Linked DNA regions of Homo sapiens: region 2 is linked to region 1. The links are chromatin contacts, found by Hi-C or POLR2A ChIA-PET in ENCODE. All regions are on one chromosome and are shown on one strand. The core of a region is the stretch at or near the end of the contact, and the rest is flanking DNA. Distances in the headings are between cores, read along the strand shown.

The links. Hi-C counts contacts between places; a loop is a spot of excess contacts on that map. ChIA-PET counts read pairs that join two places held with the same protein, here RNA polymerase II (POLR2A). Pooled maps may share reads with other maps.
Region 2: a pooled map shows a loop between it and region 1 (4-fold over the local background). The contact joins two enhancer-like sites. A Hi-C loop is called at or near these places in 1 of 168 maps with a recorded cell type or tissue (mammary epithelial cell), 4 of 37 single-sample maps with no recorded cell type and 9 of 50 pooled maps. POLR2A ChIA-PET finds 5 or more read pairs at or near these places in 13 of 52 experiments (CD4-positive, alpha-beta T cell, CD4-positive, alpha-beta memory T cell, CD8-positive, alpha-beta T cell and 9 more).

Annotation. Positions count from the first base shown.
Region 1 is chr2:234,276,553-234,280,806 of GRCh38, forward strand. No RefSeq gene overlaps it. Among named protein-coding and RNA genes, the nearest start is that of LINC01891, 180 kb to the right of the region's middle. Within about 2 kb of position 2,144, at least 3 of the 41 ENCODE cell types and tissues checked have a DNase peak (open chromatin) inside an H3K27ac peak, as active enhancers do; they include CD4-positive, alpha-beta T cell and CD8-positive, alpha-beta T cell, where a contact is called at or near this core.
Region 2 is chr2:234,424,290-234,428,543 of GRCh38, forward strand. No RefSeq gene overlaps it. Among named protein-coding and RNA genes, the nearest start is that of LINC01891, 28 kb to the right of the region's middle. RefSeq lists enhancers at 3,168-4,254, 4,017-4,254. Within about 2 kb of position 2,387, at least 13 of the 41 ENCODE cell types and tissues checked have a DNase peak (open chromatin) inside an H3K27ac peak, as active enhancers do; they include CD4-positive, alpha-beta T cell and CD8-positive, alpha-beta T cell, where a contact is called at or near this core.

The DNA.
Region 1 (4,254 bases), core at 894-3,393:
AAATATATTTTTCTTTTTTATGGAAGATGAGAATTTTAAAGCTTTGACTTATTACTCTAACATCATCCGATCTTCTATAATTTTATCTGAGATTGTAACCACACCTTATCATTATGATTTAAGTATGATTTTAAATTCATGTGAAAAATTTAAAGGAATTATTATTTTCTGTTTATTATCTGATATTAACACTCATCACCTATCCAACATTCTTTAACAAAGCTTCCTCTTTCTTTAATGTGATTCTGTGTCTGGAATCTTAAAAACACTTACAAGTTATTATTTTAGAAAGTGCAATATGATATTGTATTACAAGAGAGGTTTGCATTAAAAATGCTTTTCGGCCAGGTGCGGTGGCTCACGCCTGTAATCACAGCACTTTGGGAGGCCGAGGCAGGCAGACCACGAGGTCAGGAGTTTGAGACCAGCCTAACCAACATAGTGAAACCCTGTCTCTCCTAAAAATACAAAAAATTAGCCAGGCCTGGTGGTGGGCGTATGTAATCCCAGCTACTCGGGAGGCTGAGGCAGGAGTTGCTTGAACCTGGGAGGTGGAGGTTGCAGTGAGCTGAGATGGCGTCATTGCACACCAGCCTGGGTGACAGTGCAAGACTCTATCTCAAAAAATGATAAGTTCATGTCCTTTGTAGGGACATGGATGAAGCTGGAAACCATCATTCTCAGCAAACTGTCGCAAGGACAAAAAACCAAACAACTCATGTTCTCACTCATAGGTGGGAATTGAACAATGAGAACACATGGACACAGGAAGGGGAACATCACACACCGGGGACTGTTGTGGGGTGGGGTATGGGGGAGGGATAGCATTAGGAGATATACCTAATGCTAAATGACGAGTTAATGGGTGCAGCACACCAACATGGCACGTGTATACATATGTAACAAACCTGCACGTTGTGCACATGTACCCTAAAACTTAAAGTATAATAATAATAAAAAAAAGACTCCATCTCAAAAAAAATGCTTTTCAGACTCCTGCTTTTAGGATTTGTAATATAAATTATATTTATAATAGCAATTATGAATTTTGAAAATTCATGTTTATAAAAATTATTAAAGGTTATATAGTATTGCTTTTGTTTTTCAAGAGAAGTTAATTTTCTTCAGGTTGAAATTGCAAAGGATTCTGTGGTTAATCTGATTTTTATTTATTCACACATTACACATTTGGGTTTTTTCCCGTGAACACCTATGAAATTCTGTTCTAGCATTTGATTTTTTAAAAATGTAGTCAGATAAGTGTAGATGTTGCTGCCTTTCAGTTAAATTTGTTGAGTTTGATTGGCAATACTGCTTTTCGCATTCAAGTCTTACTAGATCTGAAAAGCTGTTTTTTAAAAATTCTTTTCTCTATTCAATTACTGTTTCTGCTTCATTTGTCTTCTTTCCTCTTTGGGAACATTGTTAGGCTTTCTGTTAAAATTTTTCCATGTATTATCTTATCTATCATCTTTTTACTTCTTTATCCTTTCTCCTGTGTTTTGAGGCTGTTTCTCAAGTTTTTTCTCCACAAGAACAATTTTGATTTTCCGTAGGGAACCAATCTCTGCTCATTGCCTTGAATGTAAGTTTTTATTGAGCTTTTATGCTTTTGATTGGCAGGCAGGCCCTTTGCTTATCTTTTTATAGGCATCGTCCTATATAATTAATAGAAAAGTAAAATTTTCTTAAAATTTCTTTTTTTAATTAATGAAATAAATTGTATTCAAAGGATGTCCTTTCTTTGAGAGTTTAATACCTGCTACATAAACACTATGAGTATATTAGTCTGTCCTCACACTGCTATAAAGAAATACCTGAGACTGGATAATTTATAAAGAAAAGAGGTGTAATTGGCTCACAATTCCACAGGCTATACAGGAAGCATGACGCTAACATCTGCCTGGCTTCTGGGAGGGCCTCAGGAAACTTACAATCATGGTGGAAGGCAAAGCGGGAGCTGGCCCATCTTACATGGCCAGAGCAGGAGGGAGAGAGGAGGGGGAGGTGCCACACACTTTTAAACAGCCAGATCTCAGAAAAACTCTCTCGGGAGAACAGCACCAAAGGGATGGCGCTAAACCATGTTGGAAGGATCCACCCCCATGATTCGAGCACCTTCCACCAGACCCCACCTCCATCATGAGTTGAACGTGAGATTTGGGTGGGGACACGGATCAAAACCATGTCAATGAGTCAGCTTTTATAGCAGGTCCCTGATGTAAATCACTCCCCCTATTAATACCCAGAGGCACTCCTTATAGTGGCATGACCAGACATCTCCACCCTGTTGTCATTACTGTTAGCATAAGTGATACAGTAATTGCAGAGTTCTCAGTTTTGTGTCTTAAAATTAATCTTAAAGTAGAGGTTTCACAGATTGTATTTCTGCTTCTCTAACTATTTTTATTCCCATTTGTGTCTGCATAGATGAAGAGAATACTGAGATGTAGACTGTGAAATACAAATGAACTCAGCAATATGGTTTTTGTGGGTTTTTTTCTGCACCATCACAACATGAGGAGGTTGACACGTTATTTGGTTCTTCCTGTTCTTTCTTCTTTTTCTCAGAAGTTATTTTTCTTGGTTTTCAGGCACTATAAGACATCTCTCTCCCCAACGGCTGCACTGAAGGTGAAAATCCTTTTGCCCTTATCTCAGGGAAATGAAGATTTATGTTCACACACACACTCAGACCTGTACGCTAATGTTCATAGCAACTTTATTAGTAATAGTTGCTGGAAACAACTGATGTCCTTCAATGCATGAATGGCTAAACACACTCAGTGCCTCCATCATGGAATACTACTCAGCAATGAAAAAGAAGGAACCACAGTTACCTGTAAAGCCTGCACGAATCTCCAGAGAATTATACTGAGTGAGAAAAGCCACATGTAAAAAGTTGTACTATATGGTTCCCTTTATACAACATTCCTAGAGTGATGAAATGATAAAAATAAAACAGAGTAGTGCTTGCCCGGGGTTAGGAATTAGGTGGGAGAGGGAAGGAGTGGGCGAGGCTCTAAAAAGACAACAGGAGGGATCTTTGTGGTGACCGAATGTTCTGGATCATGACATAGAATCGTTAATATCCTGATCAAAATATGATAGTAGAGGCCAGGCACAGTGGCTCATGCTTGTAATCCCAGCACTTTGGGAGGCTGAGGCGGGCGGGTCATGAGGTCAGGAGTTTGAGACTAGCCTGGGGCTGGTGTTGCTTGATGCCGAAGCTGAGTAAGTCTTTCCTAATGGCATAAAACACCCATCTTGGCTTACTTGGCTTTAATGGACAAGACCAGCTGATGCAGAGGGAGCAAGAGGTGGTTGGTGAGCAACCCTTGGGGCCTGAAGTGTGTGTCCAGAATCACTAAGGATTCCTGTGCCTGAAGGGCCAGCTGTCTCTGCCCCACCCTGTTTAGGGAACCCAGGCTGCAGGGAAGAGGTCAGGAACTTGAAGCAGTTGCCATATTGGTGCAGGGCTGCACGGGACTGAGTCCTCCCACCAATGCAGCAACAGTTTTTGTTCATTTCTTGACTCTTCTAGTTCATTTCCAAAATTTTTCTGTCTGGGATGCTGGTAATAAAAGTGCGTGTAAGCTCCTAGAATCATGGGCTCCAAGCATTGCTTTTGGTGATCAAATGGACTGACCCAACAGCTGCAGAAACTTCGTTCCTTTGTGTTTGTTTAGTCTCTTAGCCACACGAGCGCCCAGCCTGGAGTCTGGAGGTGAGCTCTCATTCCACCTCTTGAGCTAAGCAGGTGAGAGGTCCTGGAAAAATCACCTGGCAGGAAGGAGTCCATGGAAAGTTCGGTCTTGCCTCCTTTATTAGCTTGTTTGAAGGATCCAATAACGGGAATCTGCTTCAAAATACAAGACTGTTCTACACATGGGACAGATTTTTACCTTGATCATAATCCTTGATTCTTCAGGGCTCACCAGCATCAGAAATATGGGAAAGAAAACAATTTAAAGCCTGAATTTTAAAATGATAATTAAAATTAGACCTGTGCTCCCCAGACAGTAATATTAATGGATTCAGAGGGGTTAGTTGAGGATCTAGGATCTTTAGCCACCAGGACTTTGTCCAGTGGCTGAAGGCATCATGTCAATAGTTCAACCTTCCTGAGGCTGCCATACTGTGAGGATGAGCAAACTGTACCCTTTGGAGAGGTTCATGAAGAAGTTGGAAGACCACAGAGGGAGAGAGAACCGCCAAGCTCACCCTCAGCTGTGGCAGCTGCCACTGTTCCTT
Region 2 (4,254 bases), core at 1,137-3,636, 150 kb after region 1:
CCAGTGTCATTGATGCAATATTCTGACAAGTAGAAAGATCAAAGCTGGGAAGACGGGGGCTGGGGTGGAAGGAAAATAAATGACGTTTTGATTTTTTAAAGGAACAAAACTTTAGATAAGGCCAGTTTCAAATCATCTTGGCTTTGTTGTGTTTTCATCTCTCCAGAATTGGACTTCTGTGCTCAATTCAATGAAAACACTCAGAGCACAGATTGGGATCACGGACTTATTTTCAAAGCATGTTCCCACACATATTAACAATTGCTCAAAATTAACTGTAGCATCTGTTTAAAGTTGAATCAAATTGAATTCTCTATTTATAAAAATGGAGTTTACATAAGAGAATGGAAACCATGTACAGACATTTAGCATGACACTTCTGCTTACACCATTTCAACAAATAAAAAGAAATTATTGTTCTGGGAGAAATACACATTCCAAATCTTTGTAAAATGAAACCCTTCAAAATTAGGAAATGGAACAACTCTTTTTTTTTTTTTTTTTGAGACAGTCTTGCTTAGTCATGTTGCTCAGTGCAATGGCGCGATCTCGGCTCACTGCAACCTCTGCCTCCCGGGTTCAAGCGATTCTCCTGCCTCAGCCTCCTGAGTAGCTGGGATTACAGGCACCTGCCATCATGCCCAGCTAATTTTTGTATTTTTGTAGAGATGGGTTTCACCATGTTGGCCAGGCTCATCTTGACCTCAGGTGATCTGCCTGCCTCGGCTTCCCAAAGTGCTGGGATGACAGGCGTGAACCACCGCACCCCACCAGAAATGGAACAACTCTTAATGAGTGACATGAGCTACCAGATAAAGGAACACTATATAAATTTCAGGGTCCAGGGTCCTAGAAGTGCCTGGAGCTGAGCCCCTGCTCCCCAAGTCTGTACACATGCACCCTGGGTGCTCAAGCCACAGGCCCTGTTGTAATGGGAAGAGAGAATTCCCTCTTGCAGGAAAGCGGGCTACAAAGATGAAGGGTGGTGGGTGGCAAGAGAGGCCCGGACACACCCTGGGCCCAAGCCTCACTGGTAATGGTTGGAGGGTGGTGGGAAAAGCCATAGGAGATTCTGGGGGAGGTCACAGGGATGGGGGTGAGAGCGAGCTAAGTGGTAGCCAGTGGCGGGGCCCCTGGTGGTTGGGTTTTATTGGGAATGAGGCCGGGCAGGGAGTGACTATAAGACCCAGCTGGTCGTGGCAGAGGTGGGAAGGGAATTTAGGGAACTTGCTCTCTTGGCTTCATGTCTGGGGACACAGCACGGGTGAGGCTGGTGGGTGGGTTGACCTGCTGGTGGTCCCTTCAGACCCCTGTCCCAGTTAGTCCCTGGGGACCCGTCCCTTTGGACCTGACTCCTTGGGGTTGAGTTTCCCCTTTCACCTGGCCAGGATTTAGCATCTTCTTCTGGAGGAATGAGGAGGTTTGGGTGACCTGCCTCTTCCTCTTTCACCTGGCCAGGCTTTAGCATCTTCATCTGGAGGAACAAGGAGGTTTGGGTGACCTGCCTAGTGCCAGGGCAGGACGACTGCCACCCTGAGTCATGTTCTGCTGGTGTCTTTCAATTAGGCAGGAAAGCTCACTTCACAAGGAGCTTCTGTGTCACTGGAGTTATATGGAAATGAGGACATCAACGCAGCCCTCAGGGGCATGCGGGAAGAAGCAGAGGATGGGCCAGAGAGGGTCCTCCCTACCCTCCTCCCAGGTTTGGCCCTCTAGGCCACTCTACCCACTGCATACAGGGATGGGTGTGGTGCCCAGTTCCTCACCCTCTGGGACATAGAACTCCACCTACCCACAAAACCCACTTCCTCAGAAGCGTTAGGGCTGCCTCGGTGCCCTAACTGCAGGTGTGCAGGGCGGGGCTGAGGAAGAGGCAGTTAGGGCTGAACCCAGCAGGAGGGAAGCAAGCTCGCCCAGCTCTAGGTTTCTTGTGAACCCTCAGGACCTGCCTTTGGAGGCAGGTCCTGAGACTGCTGGAAGAAATGAAAATGATGACGATTACAAAGATGAAGGGAGAGAGTGTTAATGAATCACAGATCTTCCTTCCCCTATCAGGTCACCTTGTGTCAGTTTAACAATGACCACCCCCCCCCCAAAAAAAAAAAGCCACACACACACACACTGAGAAGGGAAACACTTTGTTTTTCTGCACTGTCTGAGCTCCATCAGATAATGGAACTGCTGAGCTCTCTGTTCTGCCACTCCACATTGATGGATTTCATGGCAGAGTAACACTTTGGAAATGAAAGTTTCTCTTCTACTTCCTAAGTGAGGGAGACCCAGAATCCAAGAAAGGATCCTTGGCTCAGGAAATCATCTGCCATCGGTGGCCAGGGGCAGCTGGAGCGTCAACATCTAACCTGTGGGAAGATGTACCCTCTGCAATAGGCCCCTCTGCCCCATCCCCAGAAGTCCCCAAAAGTTTCCAGGAGTGTCAACAGATGGGGGAGGGATCAGCCACTCTCACCCTCTGAACTGTGAGGGTTTCTCTTCCCATTTCTCTAGGAAGCAGTGGCCATGTTGTTGCCCAAAGCAGATGTCAAAAGAGAAACTTAGAAGAGGCTTCTGAGACTAGCAACCCTCCCACTCAGGATGGAACCAAATTCAGGGAGCACGTCTCCCCACACAGCTGAAATTAATGCAGAGGTGAACGCCTTCTCCCTCGGAAGCAGAGCAAGAATGATTCTTGATTACACTGAGCCTATGGAACAGCCCCCACTGTTCAAGAGCCAAGATTAGTGTGAAGCACCTCTCAATCATTTAAGATTTGATTGTTTAACATGAGGCTGGGTGGGTTCGTCTCAGTGCTGATGTCAACAATCGACCCCATCGTCCACATGGCTCCCTGGGTTGCACCATGAGCCAGCCACTGCTGCTTCTGGGTGCCAGGCTGTCCGGCAAATCCTCTGACCCCCGTCTCTCCCTTCTAGATTTTTCTGAGCTGCCACTTCCTCTCACCCTCCAGGCAGGCAGAGCCTGAAACCCCCTCTCTCAGAAAGGGTTGCATCAAACTCATTTGATGCACACAAATTCACCGAGGGAGAATCCTTTGACAAGCAGGCTCTGGGGCCCTGGGGCTGGGGCTTGAGAGCCTGGGTCTCTAACACACCCAGCAGTTGCTGATGGCGGGGCCAGAGCTGGAGTGGCCAAGGTTTTAGAGCAGTACTTATGGTGGGTCTCTCTCTAGCTGGGCCATCCTTGAGGCCATCCTCTTCATTTCAGATCAGTTTGCCCCCTCCCCATTTCTCAAAGCTGCTTACTGTTTGCTGGAAGGGAAGGCTGGACTCCTCCACCCCACCTTCCACCCCCACCTTCCTTTCCCCTCCGCCCCACACCCGTTTCTCTGCTCCCTAGTCTGTTTCCTGTACAACTTTAGGACATGGCCTTCATTCATGTTACCTTTCTGTTGTTGTTTTTTTATGAGCTTTAGTTAAGATAACTAATTGCTGCAGACAAAACCAGCTCAAAACAATTTAATCCACACTTTGAGAGAGGGAGAAAGAAATGCACTCTGCAGAGGAATCTGAAGAATGTAGAGAACCATCCAATCAACGACTATTCCAAGCATTTCCCTGAGAATGCAAACTTCCACCCACCTCAAGCCCTCCAGGAACTTGCCATTTTCACCACATCACTATGCAGCGTCACACCAGGAAGTACCCAGAAAACTTCGCACGATCCTCCGGAAGCCTCACCCCTTATCGGTGACCACCCTTCTGCTATATCCAGTCTTTTTCTCAGCATAAGTGTTTTACATACTTGATATCAGAGTGTAATTTAAAATCTATTTCTTGACTTTTTTACTTAATAAGTTTTTAACTGTCACTAAAAATTCCTGAAAAAATGTTGTATAACTCTTTCCGTTATTTACTTAATCATTTCCCTATTGTTGGAGACATAGAATCCAATTTAGGATTTGTTTTGTGGAAGGTTTCTTTGTTGCTGTTTTTTGAGACGGAGTCTCGCTCCGTCACCCAAGCTGGAGTGCAGTGGCGCAATCTCGGCTCACTGCAATCTCTGCCTCCCGGGTTCAAGCGATTCTCCTGCCTCAGCCTCCCAAGTAGCTGGGATTACAGGCGCCCACCACCACTCCCGGCTAATTTTTGTAATTTTAGTACAAACAGGGTTTCGCCATGTTGGCCAGGCTGGTCTTGAACTCCTGAACTCAGGTGATCCGCCCGCCTTGGCCTCCTAAAGTGCTGGGATTACAGGCGTGAGCACCGTGCCTGACCTGTTTTGTGGAACTTTTGAAAG